Linked DNA regions of Homo sapiens: region 2 is linked to region 1. Evidence: read pairs that join two places in POLR2A ChIA-PET (ENCODE). Cell type or tissue: A673. All regions are shown on one strand.

Evidence for each region. ChIA-PET counts read pairs that join two places held together with the same protein. Peaks named below come from ENCODE experiments on the same cell type or tissue, not always from the same donor. Only the 100,000 strongest peaks of a DNase experiment are listed, where the experiment ranks them.
Region 2: POLR2A ChIA-PET joins it to region 1 with 15 read pairs; 6 of 35 experiments call an interaction of 5 or more read pairs at or near these places.

What each region holds. Positions count from the first base shown.
Region 1 is chr6:30,748,037-30,756,036 of GRCh38, reverse strand. It overlaps the pseudogene RN7SL353P. Among named protein-coding and RNA genes, the nearest start is that of IER3, 7.5 kb to the right of the region's middle. In A673, no CTCF peak of the experiment used is centred here; a DNase peak (open chromatin) is centred at 3,546; H3K27ac peaks cover 371 bases.
Region 2 is chr6:31,199,312-31,207,311 of GRCh38, reverse strand. It overlaps HCG27 (HLA complex group 27), which reads right to left. Exons shown (of 2, transcript NR_026791.1): 2 at 3,344-4,940. Among named protein-coding and RNA genes, the nearest start is that of HCG27, 5.6 kb to the right of the region's middle. RefSeq lists enhancers at 1,238-1,956, 1,957-2,676, 2,677-3,396, 3,397-4,117, 4,276-4,814 and 3 more. In A673, no CTCF peak of the experiment used is centred here; DNase peaks (open chromatin) are centred at 3,231 and 3,521; H3K4me3 peaks cover 1,243 bases; H3K27ac peaks cover 2,377 bases.

The DNA of each region.
Region 1 (8,000 bases):
GGCAGGGAGGCAGGGTGTGCTCCTGGGGCTGCCGCTGGGCACTGGAAGCCACTGTGGCTTCTGGAAGACATGCTGGTTCTTCAAGGGGCAGGTTACTGGCCACTGAGGTGGCTCTATTCCAGCCCATCTCTGTCCCTTGAGGTAATCTGAGTGGCAACCTGTTCTATAACAAAAAAAACACTTAGTTTTGGCATATTTTAAGCAAGAATTTACAAGAGGAACATTTTGATGCAGCTTCCTTAAAACAGTTCTGTCAGTATGAACCACTTTGGAAAATAGCATAGCAAATTCTTTTTTTTCTTTTTTTTTTTTTTGAGACGGAGTCTCGCCAGGCTGGAGTGCAGTGGTGCAATCTTGGCTCACTGTGCAATCTCCGACTCCCTGGTTCAAGCGATTCTCCTGGCTCAGCCTCCTGAGTAGCTGGGATTACAGGCACGCACCACCACGCTCAGCTAATTTTTGAATTTTTAGTAGAAACGGGGTTTCACCATGTTAGCCAGGCTGGTCTCGATCTTCTGACCTCATGAACTGCCCGCCTCAGCTTCCCAAAGTGCTGGGATTACAGGCATGAGCCACCGAGCCCAGCCCTTATTTTTTCTTTTTTTAGAATGGGGTCTCGCTCTGTCTCCCAGGCTGGAGTGCAGTGGTGTGAATGTGACTTACCACAGCCTCGACCCCTGGATTCAAGTGATCCTTCGACCTGAGCCTCCCAGAGTAGCTGGGACCACAGGCGCGCACCACAACACCTGGCTAATTTTTTAATTTTGTAGAGACGAGGTCTCTCCATGCTGCCCAGGCTGATCTCAAACTCCTGGGCTCAAGAAATCCTTCTGCCTTTAGGCTGGGCATGGTGGCACACACCTGTAATCCCAGCACTTTGGGAGACCAAGGTGGGCTGATCACTTGAGGTCAGGAGTTTGAGACCAGCCTGATCAACATGGTGAAACCTGTCTCTACTAAAAATACAAAAATTAGCTGGGCGTCGTGGTGCAAGTGCTGGGATCACAGGTGTGAGCCACTGGGCACAGCAGCGATTTCTTACTAAGCTAAACATGCACCTAGTTATACTACTCCTAGACATCTGCTCAAGAGAAATAAGAATACATGTCTTAAAAAAGAGTTGTCTATGAATGTTCATAGTAGCTTTATTCATCATTTCCAAAAATAAGAAAAAAACCACAATGTCCATCAATGGTGAATTAATAAGCCAACTGTCATATATTTATACAATGGAATGCTATGCAGAAGTCAAAAGGAAAGAACTACTGAATCATGCCATGACATGGATGAATCACAAAAATATTATACTGAGCAAAAGAATCTGGACACAAAAGAGTGTCTACTGTAGTTTCGTTCTTTCTTTCTTTCTTTTTTTTTTTGAGACGGAGTTTTGCTCTTGTTGCCCAGGCTGAAGTGAAATGGCGTGATCTCAGCTCACTGCAACCTCTGCCTCCTGGGGTCAAGTGATTCTCCTGCCTCAACCTCCCAAGTAGCTGGGATTATAGCCACCTGCCACCACACCTGGCTAATTTTTAGTAGAGACGGGGTTTCACCATGTTGGTCAGGCTGGTCTTGAACTCCTGACCTCAGATGATCCTCCCGCCTCGGCCTCCCAAAGTGCTGGGATTACAGGCATGAGCCACCTTGCCCAGCCTGTAGTTTCATCTATATGACATTCTAGAACAGGCAAAACTGTAAGGTTAGAAGTCTGATCAGTGGTTGCTATAGGGGATGGGGACAGGACTGACTACAAAGGGATGCAGGGAACTTTTGGGGGTGATGGAAAACTCTATATCATCATGGTGGAGGCCTTTACACAAACTATATGCATTTATCAAAACTCATCAAAAACTACTCCTAAGAAGGATGAATTTTACTGTATTTAAATTATACTTCAATCTACCTGACTTTTTAAAACAAAATGCAGTATCACCAAATACTACCAAATTTTATGTGAAAGGCTCAGGGTCAGAGATAGGATGAGTTCAACCCACAGGGATAGGTTGAGAATATCTGGTTTATACATTTCTTACTGATTTTTTTTTTTTTTGAGAAGTCTTGCTCTTGTCCCCCAGGCTGGAGTGCGATAGCGTGATCTCGGCTCACTGCAACCTCTGCCTCCCGGGTTCAAGCGATTCTCCTGCCTTAGCCTTCCAAGTAGCTGGGATTACAGGCGCCTGCCACCACGCCAGGCTAATTTTTGTATTTTTAGTAGAGACGGGGTTTCACCATGTTGGCCAGGCTGGTCTCGAACTCCTGACCTCAGGTGATTTGCCCACCTCGGCCTCCCAAAGTGCTGGGATTACAGGAATGAGACACCGTGCCTGGCCACTGATTTTTTTTTTAATGGTGACAATTTAATAATAATTTTAGGCCTTGTCAAGAGGTTACCAGTATTAAGACGGCTGCATCTCAATGGCACGTGCCTCTCCTGGCAATCAAAAAGATAGACAAATGACTATAATATCGTGTGTGTGATGCTTTGAGAGATTTGTATACAATGTAGATGAACTAATTCTGGATGGCAGGTTCAGGAGTGGTTTTTTCCCAGGAGAATAGGGAGGAAAAAGGAAAAGAAATAGAACGGTTATAGGGTCCAATGGGTAAGAGTTTGGCATGTGTGAGAAAAAGGACAAAATTAGAGATGCACAACATCAAGAAGCAATGGGGGTGTTGAAAGAGAAAGCCTGCAAGGTGCCTGGATTTGGGTTGGGAACTCAGAGAGTTTGGAGCCACTGAACTTACTGAAGCAGGCATGGACATGGTCAAGTCTGTCTTTGAACAAGAAAGCCCTGGGGGGTATAGGAGGTGAACCGGAGGAACAATAGTTAGGAAGGTTCTTTATGGCCCATGATTGTCCCATTTTCACTAAAATAAAATGTGCCTTTTTGGTAGTGAACTGTTCTGAATGCCAAAAGTACTAGGTAAGTTGGTCCCAACTGGAATATTGCAGCCCTGAGGGTGGCTCGGCTGCCCAGTCATTTGGTACCCCCTTTTTCTTTCCTGAACCAGAGAATCTCAGCTCTCAAGAAATCTATTAATTCAGGCTCCCAGGGTCAGCACCACTTGGTCTGTGTCAGAGACACAGCAGTCACACGCACAAACCCAAATGGTCATGGCTGACAGTGGAGGCCTCAGCAGGGCCAAGGAACACAGAGATTTGCAACCTCCCCTTGTGTGCAATTCCCCTTCTATGGTAGGTGGGATTCCCAACCTGGGGAAAGAAATGACCAAGTGTCTGGGAAGGGAAAGTGTCATAAAAGAGCCAGGGCCCAGGAGCTAGGATGACGGTGGCCTGAGGCCCAGACACTCTAGGGAATCCGTGAGACGTGGAGAGAAAACATGAGGGAAAGCAGAGCTACTGTCTGGCCGGCCCAGCTTCCTCTTTTATGAGCTCATGGGCAAAGCCAGGCCAGGCAGAGGGTGCTAGAGATTGAGTGAGCTTGTTTTTTCCCTAACTTGGTTCTGAGTCACACATGGCATCTATCCTTCCCAGAAAACCGCCTCAGGGCTCACCCCTTGGCAGCCCACCAAACCCCAGTACTGACACGCGATCCCCACTGGGTAGGGCCAGGGAGCTGCAGACAGGCCAGCCCCAGCACCCGCCTCCGCCCCTGGAGAGGCCTCTTGGGGAATGAACTGTCCCTCCCAACCTTGGAAGAAAAGAGCCTATGGCAACTGCTTTGGAGGGTAGGCTGGAGGCACGTCCAACTTTTGAGCACACATGGGAGACGCTGCTGAATCATGGGGTTTCAGAGGAGGAGAAACATTAGAGAGCCTTTAATTTATGCCTTTCACTTTGTAGATCAACTCATCCAGTAAATACGGGGTGTCTGAAAAGTCTGGACAAAAGGGGAAATATTTTATTTGTTGTGCATTTTTCCCCTATGATTATGTTTTGACTTCAATCTCCATCAAATTCTCCAATGGCTGACATTGGAGCTGTCTACAGAGAGATGCAGGCTGCTTCCCACGGGAACAGCACTGTAACAGTAATGACATCAACGATCCTGTATTTCTAGCCTTTTCAGCAGCCTGTATTGATTGACAGGCACAGTTCTAGGCACTGAAAATAGAGCAGTACACAAGATAGATAAAGTCCTACTCTGGTGGAGTTATAATCTGGTGGGAAAGAAACCAAGACCAAAGGAGGAGCCACAACACTGGGGTCCTAAGAAGCCGGCTTTGGCAGAAGGACAGGAATGCTGGGCCCTTTCCCAGCTCCCGGCTCAGCTCATAGCAGCCTCCAGGGTAGCTGGGTTGAGTTGGGCTGGGTCAGGCTGAGCTGCATCCCAGGGTAGGGTCATCGTGCCACTTTTGTGACCTTGCCTTGGTGCTCCCGGAACTCTTGCCATGGTTTTGCGTCAGGGGAACTGCCAGGGCCTGATTTTGGGCCTCCTAGAGCCTAGATGAATATCTTTAGGGGTCATTTGTTAACTTGCTGCCTAGAACTCACCACCCCACTCTACCCCCATGCCTCTGGAGAATTGTTCCAGCTAAAATGTAGGTGGGAGGGGATGTTTAAAATCACCTGTTCCTTGTCAGTATAGTGGTGAGTAAAAACAAATTTTTTTTTTTGCTGGGTGTGGTGGCTCACGCCCGTAATCCCAGCACTTTGGGAGGCCGAGGGGGCGGATCACGTGAGGTCAGGAGTTTTCCAGACCAGCCTGGCCAACATGGTGAAACCTTATCTCTACCAAAAATACAAAAATTAGCCGGGCATGGTGGCATGCGCTACTCGGGAGGCTGAAGCAGGAGAATCGCCTGAACCCGGGAGGCAGAGGTTGCAGTGAGCCGAGATTGTGCCACTGCACTCCAGCCTGGACGACAGAGTAAGACTTTCTTTTTTTTTAAGACGGAGTTTCACTCTCGTCGCCCAGGCTGGAGTGCAGTGGTGCAATCTCAGCTCACTGCAACCTCTGCCTCCCTGGTTCAGGCAATTCTCCTGCTTCAGCCTCCCGAGTAGCTGGGATTACAGGCACACGCCACCACGCCCAGCTAATTTTTGTATTTTTGGTAGAGACGGGGTTTTGCCATGTTGGCCAGGCTGGTCTCGAACTCCTGACCTCGTGATCCACCCACCTCAACCTCCCAAAGTGCTGGGATTATGGGCGTGAGCCACCACGCCCAGCCAAACTAAATTTTTTAAATAAATAAAGGCCAGACTTTGTGGCTCACGCCTGTAATCCCAACACTTTGGGAGGTTGAGGCGGGAGGATCGCTTGAGCCCAGAATTTTGAGACCTGCCTGGGCAACATGGCAAGACCCTGTCTCTACCAAAATAAATAAAAATTAGCTGGGCATGGTGGCACGTTCCTGGAGTCCCAGCTACTCAAGAGGCTGAGGTGGGAGGATCACTTGAGCCCAGGAGGTTGAGGTTGCAGTGAGCCATGTTTATGCCACTGCACTCCAGCCTGGGTGAGAGAGTGAGATCTTGTCTCAAAAAATAAATAAATACATACATAAAAAAATAAAATCACTCACATTAGTTGAACAGGAACTAGGAATGCAGAAGTCTTTGCTTCTCTGGAAAATAAAGAGCCACAAAACCTGCCTGATATGGAGAGGGAGGGAGGGCAGAGTAAAAAGAGAAAGAACTTGTATCTCCTGGTGATGTTAGCAGTTAGAGGTTATTTTCTCATTCCAGTTCCCTACTCCTGGGTTGGCTCACTGCTGCCCATCCCTGTTCCAAAGCAGTCCCTCTTCTCATAATTATAATAATGCCCCTGCTCCATGCAAGAAGCACCTACTATGTGCCCAGAAGGAGTAAATTTATATTCTTAACCTTTGCAGTTACCTAGAGGTCAATTTGCCCATTTATCAATTGAGGAAACAGATTTTCAGCAACATTAAGTAACTGGCCCAATATTGCCTAGTTAATAAGTAGCAGAGCTGGCACTTAAACCCAATTTCGTCTAACACCACTAGATTACAATATGTTCTTTTTGCTATTCCGTGTTTCCTTTCTATCTCAAACCCATCTCAAGTCACCAAGTAGTTATTGAGGATCTACTGAATACCAGGTGCAGCTAAAAAGCTTTCACTTTGTCATTCCCTACCCCCAGGACCCTGGTGCAGTCCCTTCACCCTGCTTTCCTTTCTCAGATGCTCCCATTTCCAAATCTCTGCCTCCCTTTCCCCTGCCCATTCTGCCTCCGCCAGTGCCCATTCTTGCCGTCCCCCGTTCTGGGCCTGTGGTCAGCAGTGCAGCAGTACCCAGGTGAGGCAGCAGGCCTGACTCACTCCTATGTCAGGGATTGTAAAGGGCGCGGGCCAGGGCTTTGCTGTCGCTGTCGTCACTGCACAATTGTTCCTGATTCAGCGGCGGATCACCTGAGCCACACCTGAGTGCCCCCAACCTCCTCTTTGAAGAGCAAACATGGGGGCCTCTAAAGGAACATGGCTAGATAAACAGACCTCTCTGCAGATGAGGTTTAGCTCCTCGGAGGAGACAGATTTAAGAATATTTATTAAGTTCCTACTAGGTGACAGCCAAGTACTGGAGATACTACAGAGATCTAATGAGAAAAAGGTCAGATGTGGCCCTGTACACTCGTGGAGATTATATTCCAGTAGGCGGGACAAACAACAGCAAAAAGCAAATACATAAAATGATTCCCCAACGTGATATGTGTCATGAAGAAAAACAAGGGGCTGAGAAGGAGGCTAGCAGTGGTGATGGATCAAGGCAAAGGTCAAACGAGGGAAATGAAGGAACATGGTGATCTGGGGGAAGATGGGAAGGAAATGAGGAGGAGAGCTGGAAATGGAGGAGGCTAAGGGCCTGTTTCTCCAGTATCAGGGCAGTGGGAGCCAGTCCAGTTGCTCGTCTCAGCCCCTGGCACTTTCTGGCCTTAACTCATTCCCCAGCCTGCACTCCCCCACCCCCTTATTGGCTTAATGATTCACCCCCAACATTTCCCTAGCTTCCTGTGTGGCAGGAAGGAGCAGGAGCAGAGCCCTAGGGCTCTGAGGGTAGCAGGAATGGGGATGGGATTGGTTGGGAATGGTGAGCAGTCCGGGTTCTCAGGTCTTCTCTTTGTCCCATTCTGGTCTTGCCACAAAGAAAGGTCTCTCTGTGCCGGGAGGACAGCGAGGATAACTAGACCCAGCTGGAGGCCCAGATTCCAGATGTGGGAGGTAGTGGCAAAACAAGATCCTGGCATCCCCTTCATTTCCCCTCCTCTGCCTAATGCCCTAGAGAAATTTTCCATCATAAACAAGTAATGCATTCCTAACCTTTGGTGCTTCTCTCTCTCTCCCACCCACTAGTTTTCTTCCATCATCACTATCTCCCCCTACTCCCAATTTATGTTTATGTGAGTGTGAGGGTCTGTCCACATGTGTAAGTAGTCATGGGTTTATGTTGGTCATTGTGTAGCGTGCGAGTTGCCTTGGAATAAGGATGTTGGGGGTGGTGGGCTCCCTGTGCTTGGGTGTAAATGTAAGAATGATGGCAGGTGTGAAGACAGGCGTGGGAAAGCAATGCGCCTTTGTTTACAGAGGAGGTGTGTTTTATGCCAGCCAGGAAGAAGTGTGTAATGTGGAAGGGATCTTGTGTATTTAGATAAGAGTAGTGAGTATAAAATAAAGTGACTTGTAGGCCCAGGAATTGTACACAGAGCAGTAGTGTATTTCTAGCCGGTTGTGGCCTGTCCTCTTATTTGTGTTCCTACATGTTCTTGATTGAAAAATCCTTTTAAGTGTTTCCTAAGTGGGAGGGGAGAAAAGTGTTTCCTGTTTGGTGTCTGTGTAAGAATTGTCCCAGCTTTTCTAAAGATGTTGTACATTTGTATGAGTGGTTTGGAGGAGTGTAGCCACATCTCAGAAGCTTGGTGTGACCCAGCCAAGGTGGGAATACTACATGCACACTTACAGTTGTACATTTCACCTGGCATTTAACAAGATTATTGAGCAACTGCTGCCTACAAGGTACCATGCTGGGTTCTCTGGAGGACACAAAGATGTGTATGACACAGCCTCCAGTGGAAGAGATCATA
Region 2 (8,000 bases), 450 kb before region 1:
AAAGTGCTGGGATTACAGGCGTGAGCCACTGCGCCCGGCCTCCCAAATTCTTTTGAATAACATGAGCATAATAGATTTGGTATCAGTCTCTAAGGGACTGGTCTTAGTATAGAGCTGTCTGGTTAGTAGGGGGAATAATGTCAGGTTCCCCTGGGCCCTTGGAAAATCCCTGATCATCCTCTTTTTTTTTTTTTTTTTTTTTTTTTTTTTTGAGATGGCGTCTCTCTCTGTCACCCAGGCTAGAGTGCAGTGGCTGAATCTTGTCTCACTGCAACCTCTGCCTCCCAGGTTCCAGTGATTCTCCTGCCTCAGCCTCCCGAGTAGCTGGGACTACAGGCACGTGCCACCATGCCCAGCTAATTTTTGTATTTTTAGTAGAGACGGGGTTTCACCATATTGGCCAGGCTGGTCTCAAATTCCTGACCTCGTGATCTGCCCGCCTTGGCCTCCCAAAGTGCTGGGATTACAGGCATGAGCCACTGCACCCAAACTTCCTTTCTTTTTATTTAAAAACAGCAACAACAACAAAAACTCTAATTGTAAAACAGTATTGTTTGGGACTATGCAATGTTGAAAAGACCTAATCATGGAAATTTATTTATCTTTTTTTTCAGGTTAGTAATGGCCAACCTTATATGTGCCCTTAATGTTTTAATTTTGGCCTTAAAATAACAGCTTAGGACATGTAAGTAGCTATGTTCATTAGGCTTTCTAGGTCTCGTAAGGGGAATTTGGTAGAAAATATATTTCACCCAGCAATTAGTTTTCTTCCAGGGCTGGGCACTGTGGCTCACACCTGTAATCACAGCATTTTGGGAGGCTGAGGCAGGCAGATTGCCTGAGGTCAGGAGTTCCAGAGCAGTCTGGCCAATATGGTGAAACCCCATCTCTACTAAAAATACAAAAAAATTAGCCAGGCGTGGTGGCACACACCTGTAGTCCCAGCTACTCGGGAGGCTGAGGCAGGGGAATTGCTCGAACCAGGGAGGTGGAGGTTGCAGTGAGCTGAGATCGGGCCACTGCACTCCAGCCTGGGTGACAGAGTGAGATTTCATCTCAAAAAAAAAAAAAAAAAAAAGTTTTCTTCCGGTAAAGATAAAACTCTGCTCTCACCAAAGGCAGAGGAGCCCTGACACACAAAGCAGAAAGAAAGAAACTTTAGGACAATTTTTATCAGTCTTACGGGTTAGAGAGAAAAAGAAAGCAAATGAAAGTCTGTGAATACAGATGGATCAAAAAGGACAATAAATTTTCATGGAAGGACAGAATTCAAAAGGGGTGAAATGCAAAGAAGTGCAAACATAACAAGATGATTGTTAGTAGTAAGAAAAATGAAGATCTCCAGACATTGCAAATGAGGATTCCCAGACAGTGCACAGCCTGGACGGAAGCCCTGCCAGCTTCACAAACTTCCTGTCAAGGAGGGCCACAGTGAACTAGATCTACTTGGTGTGAACTTTGAAGTCCTCACCTCTGCTTGTCACCTATCAGGCTATCAGGATGAACTGATAAATCAGCTGAAGGGAGCAAAGTCACAGTGCGTGAGAATTGTTTTGGAGATTTGTAAGTGGAAGAATGAGAGGAAAGGGAGAGACTCAGTGATGGAAAAGAAAACCTTAAGCCTTAAAGTGGTGAGGATTGTATCAATAGTTTTACTCTTTGGCAATTGTTTATTATATTTATTTAAAAAAAATTTTTTTTTGAGACGGAGTTTTGCTCTTGTTGCCCAGGCTGGAGTGCAATGGCATAATCTCGGCTTACTGCAACCTCCGCCTCCTGGTTCAAGCAATTCTCCTGCCTCAGCCTCCCGAGTAGCTGGGATTACAGGAATGTGCCGCCATGCCCAGCTAATTTTGTATTTTTAGTAGAGATGGGGTTTCTCCATGTTGGTCAGGCTGGTCTCAAAATCCCAACCTCAGGTGATCTGCCCACCTCGGCCTCGCAAAGTGCTGAGATTACAGGTGTAAGCCATCGCACCCACCTATTATCTTTTAATTTATACAGTTTCAAAATATTCCAATGTTTAGTATATACCCTAGAGGTGTTTCAGTGACAGTAGAGGAGGTGGCTTTCTAGGTAACAAGAGAATCCTGCAACCACAGAAACATGTACCAAAATCCAGGAGGTCATCGGCATCCCTGTGAGCTAAGCCGGACGATGGAGTCCAGGGTGTTCCCTTGAATCCCCATGAAACTGAGGCCCTAGGAGGTCATGGGCATTTGCCATGCACCATTCTAGGTCTCACTGGTGCTGGACGTCTCCAAGCTGAACTGAAGTGATCTCTGCTGCCAGCCGGGGAGCCTGGATGTCTCACCAACAAGCCCTTCCTTATTTCACTGATCTGCCATTTTTAATGTCCAGTCATCATGCTTGGAATGCCTGGTTATAGTCCCCATGACTACACATCCATGTGGCCACACATCCTGCACTCAACATGGATGGCCTCTTGGAACGTCTCCTGTTCTCAGAGGAGACGTTCAGAACACACTCCTCTGAGACTCAGAGGAGTCTCAGAACACACAGAGCCTGGAGGAATGGGGACTGTTGGCAAAAGTAGATCTAATGTGTCCCTCAAGGTGAACAAAAATCTTTGAAGAGATTACTTGATTAACAAACAAGTGCTGGGCGCGGTGGCTCATGTCTGTAATCCCAGCACTTTGGGAGGCCAAGGTGGGCTGATCATAAGGTCAGGAGTTCGAGACCAGCTGAGCCAGTATGGTGAGACCCCGACTCTATTGAAAATACAAAAATTAGCCGGGCGTGATGGTGCACGCCTGTAATCCCAGCTACTTGGGAGGCTGAGGCAGGAGAATCGCTTGAGCCCAGGAGGTGGAGGTTGCAGTGAGCCGAGATAGAGCCACTGCACTCCAGTCTGGGTGACAGAGTGAGACTCTTGTCTCAAAAAAAAAAAAAAAAAAAAAGTTACAATAGCCAGTAAGTACAGATCAGGTGCAGTCCTGGGAGGAACAGCAAAACAAAAAGTGAAACAGAAGCAGCAAAAGTCCCAAGGCTGAATAATCAGGGCGTTCCATCCAAATAAGGTAATTGTAAACACTGTAAAAGCAGCAGCCAAATGGAAAGCAATCACAATTAGTTGCTCAAAGAATGTGAGTGAGTTAAAAGGTCCTCCCCCAAAACCTTAATAGATCTGGGGAAAGCAGTGATAGTCAATCAGGGGTCTCTGGCTGCCATAGTACTCACCAGTAGTGAAGGGAAACTGAAACCAACGAAGCAGACAAACCTCTGAGTCATGGCACCGGAAATGTTGACGGCTGTTGTAATACCTTGGTTCTTGACTTCTTCATTTAAAAGAATTTAAACAAGAAACACGCAGCAAAGGAGATGAAGTACAAAGCAATTTATTACAAAGGAAAAATATTATTTTGAAAGTTAAGTGCAAAATAAACTGTACACCCTGAGAGGATTCAGGGTGGGCTGCTCCTAAGGATGAGACAGCATTGATCACTGCTGGAGAAACTCCCTTTATGGGAGTCTTACATGATTATTCACAGGAGGTGGGTGGGAAGAGGTGTTACTAGCAAGCATGTTCTGGGCGGTCTTCTGGGTGCACGTGTGCAGTAGCTGTACATGCTTGTTCATACATCTCATGACTCATTAGCATCTTAAATCTCCACCCAGGGCTGTGTTTTTTTTCACTATTGTGATGAGCAAAGGGTCAGTCTGAGAACAGGTGGAAATGCACGTGTTCTGTACAGGGTAAACTCCCTATTGGAGATAGCTTTGCTTGAATGAGCTGGACTACAATGTGAATGCTAGAGTTTATTGTGTTGATTGTGTGGTCATCACCAGTCGCTATGTCCCGAGGACATGTTTACTTTTTTCATTACCTATACTTCCTCAATTCCAACACCTGCCTGAGCTTACACAGGCAAATAAATGACTCATTTCAGCACCACCTTAGAGCTTATTCAGTGCAGCCTTTGACATCCCTCAGAGGAGAAGTTTTCCAAGCATGATTTTATTTTGTAAAGCCTCCGTTTTTTCAGCCTGCAGAGCTGAGACATTGATAATTTTATTCTCAAATATTTAGAGACTTTCTTATAAGATTTTCACATCTTGGTAACAAATTTCACTTACAAAATTTGCCAGAATAGGCAAAAGGAAAGAGACAGCAGGAGGGATCACTAAGATTTTTCTTTCCTGTGGAGTATTTTACTGTTCCTGCTTCTCTTTTCACTTTCCTGGGCTTGGGGGAAGGGCAGCTCCCTCGGACCATGAAAGAAAAATGGTAATACGGAAACATCTGTCTTTATCGCCTCCCCCAACCCTTCCACTCTGCTCTGGCTGTGCCCATTCTCCCTCCCACCCCCTGGCCCATAAGCCTTTTCCTTCTCCCAACCTCACCGAGAGCCCAAACTCTCACCTACAGCTGGCTCCTCAGTGGGAACTGAGTCATTACCTGCTAAAGGGTAGAAGAGGAGAGAGAGAGGCCAGAGCCTGGGGATGGGGCAGAAGGTGCGGCAGGAAGGAAGGTTAGAGTGAGAAAAATTTCCAAATAAGGGGTGATGTGTGAGTGCTCAGAGGGTGACTGAGGACATCTCCAGCATTTCCATTGAGGAGGGAGGAAGGAGGGGCCCTTGGGTTCTGGGGCAGATGCCGGCAGGGTCTGGATGAGATGCCCCCAACCTCAACCCTGGTCCTCTGAAAACACTTCACCCAGTCACACTGAGGAGCCCCTCCAGGCCCAGGGGCCCCTCCAGGTAGGCGTATCTCAGCTCCTCTCTGGAAGGACCCCCACAGCTGCCCAGCCCTGGTATGTCTCATCTCCCTGGTTCTGGTCCCCTTGAGTCTTGAGTCCGGGGTTGGCTCCTTCCCTTCCTGCAGCCGGGTCAGAGTGAGCTTGGCAGATGAGAAGCCAGGTGCTCTGCATGGCAAGGTGTGGTTGCCCTCAGGGTCCTCCTTGTCAGGGACCACAAGCCCTGGGGAAGGAGGCACTCGATGTAGGAGACAGAGAGCAGAGAGGTGGAGTGAGGGTGGGACACGCTTTGGCCTCCCCTCCTCTCCTAGTCTTCCTCCACATGCCAGTGCCTTTCCCTCCCCAACTCCACGTCGTATAAGAGCCACAGCAGGAAGGGTAGACCTGGGTCCCCAACATTCTTTGAAGAAGTCTTTCCATAAGTGTGTCCACCTCCATTCCCACTGCAGCTTTAGGGTCTGCCTCAGTGCAGAGCCCTGGGTATGTACAGAGCATAGGTGTACATGAGGGTGATTCTGGAAGGTTCTTCCTTTGCACATACCTGCGTGTCTCAGTTTCTCTCCTCTTCAAGTCTGCTCAAATGGCACCTTCATGAGGCCCACCCTGACCACCCTACTTAAAATGCCACCTCTATTACTTTGCATTGATTGTCAACTTTGCATTTTTTTTTTTTTACTTTTTTTCTTTTTTTTTGAGGTGGAGTCTTGCTCTGTCACCAGGCTGGAGGGCAGTGGTGCGATATTGGCTCACTGCAACCTTCACCTCCTGGGTTCAAGCGATTCTCCTGCCTCAGCCTCCAGGGTAGCTGGGACTACAGGTGCACGCCACCACATGCAGCTAATTTTTGTATTTTTAAGTAGAGACAGAGTTTCACCATATTGGCCAGGATGGTCTCGATCTCTTGACCTCGTGATCCACCCATCTCGGTCTCCCGAAGTGCTGGGGTTACAGGCGTGAGCCACCGCACCTGGCCTATTTTTTCTTTTTATCACCTATCACTTTGTAAACATAAAAGTCCTTTTCCAAAGATGGCCTCAACAATATCTCCCATCCCACATGCTCTTTAGCAATGTGACCTTGCCATCCTCTATCAAGAGCTGATGCTAATCCCCCTTTTTGGATCTGGGACTTGCTTTGGTGACTAGAACATGAGGAACGTGATGCTGCCTGACTTCTGAGGTTCCAGCATAAGATGCCTTGTGGTTCTGACTTGGCCACTTGAAACACCCGGACCCCAGGTGCAGAGCCAGAAGCAGCCAGGGCACGTGGAGGAGCAGGTGGAGGAGAAACCAAGTCACCTGGTTCACAGCCTCAGTGAGTTCCCAGCCAACAAGCCAGCACCAACTGCAGCCCTGTGCAGGAGCCTCTTGAATGTGTTGGACCAGCTGGGCTCCAGATGATGGTGGCCCAGCCCATGTTGTATGGAGCGGAAGAGCTGCCCAGCTGAGCCCAATCAGCCCACAGAATGAGAGATAATATAAAGGTTGTTTATAATATATATATACATATATATATATTTTGGGGGGGATGGAGTCTCACTCTGTCACCCAGGCTGGAGTGCAGTGGCACAATCTTGGCTCACTGCAACCTCCACGTTCTGGTTTCAAGCGATTCTCCTGCCTCAGCCTCCCAAGCAGCTGGGATTACAGGCACCTACCACCACGCCCAGCTAATTTTTGTATTTTTAGTAGAAACAGGGTTTCATCATGCTGGCCAGGCTGGTCTCGAACTCTTGACCTTGTGATCTGCCCACCTCAGCCTCCCAAAGTGCTGGAATTACAGGCGTGAGCCACCATGCCCGGCGTTTGTATGCGTTAAGATTATTTTTTGCTCAGCAATCAATTGCTGGAACACATCCATATAATTCACTACTGTTACTATATTTTTCTTTATTGTCTTTCAGATTGTAAGCATCAGGGAGCAGGTGTTAGTCTCTTTTGATTAAATGATCACCAGGCCTAGAAAAATGCCTGGCACAGAAGCACTTACTAAATATTTGTTAAATGGATGAATAAACTATGTGACCAGAATTCCTTAATACTGGGTCCGAGACTAGAAAGTGGGAGTTACTGGTTTGGTTTTGGCACTTGTTTAGTCAGCTTGTGCTGCCATAACAAAACACCACAGATGGATTGGTTAACAACAGACATTTCTTTCTCACAATTCTGGACCCTGGAAATCTGAGGTTAGGGAACCAGCAGATTCAGTTCCTGGTGAGGGCCCTCTTCCTGCCTGGCAGACAGCTGCCTTCTTGCCATATCCTCACGTGGTGAAGAGAGTGGGAGCTCCAGTCTCTTCTTTTTCTTAAAAGGACACTAATCCCATCATGGGGGCCCCAACCTCTCAACCTCTTCTGAATCTAATCACTTCCCAAGATGGCCACCAGTCTCAAGGAGTTTACTGTCACAGTGGGAGCAAAGATGCTACAGCAGGTTGTAAAATTAGGTGTCATCCCAGTCAGTGGGGAGAGGACAGGTAATTCAGGGAAGGGGACCTGGATAGAGCTCACCCATAGGATATGGCAGGTCCCAGAACTCTACTGAAATCAAGTCTGGATAAAAGTCAATAATATTCTTCTGACCGAATTCCTTTCAGTCTTCCTGAGGGATGGGCAGGCTCATTCCAGAATAAAGAAGATGCCTGGGGTAAAGAAGACTAGTCTCCAAGGGCACTGGCCCAGGACACCTAGGTTCTACTGGTCACCAACGCCCACCCAGATCTCTCCTGGGTGGAGCCTTGTTCCAAGCCTCTCACAGCCCTTGCCTGCATTCCCATGGTGCTCACCATGGATAACAGGGCCACAGCCAGCCTCAGAGCCAGACTGTTAAGTGAAACCACTGATCCTTGCTGAATTACTTCTTTGAGGCTGAGATAAACTTCACATTTCAGCCTCATTAATAAGATTAATTGTAAATCCAAATGGCCTGCAAATCTATAAACAGTCGCTCAGTTGATTAGCCAGAACATTGAGGACTGTTAATGATACAGGAAAAGGCCCATTTTGGAGGTGAGAAGCTGAGGAGCCTGAAACTGTTTCCATTGTTTATGAAAGTAATCTGACAATTATGAATGAAAATACCCACCACCCCCCGACCCAGCAATCCAAGGTGGGAAATATCTTTTTTTTTTTTGAGACGGAGTTTTGCTCTTGTCCCCCAGGCTGGAGTGCAGTGATGCAATCTCAGCTCACTGCAACCTCCATCTCCCAAGTTCAAGTGATTCTCCTGCCTCAGCCTCCCAAGTAACTGAGATTACAGGCGTGTGCCACCATGCCAGGGTAATT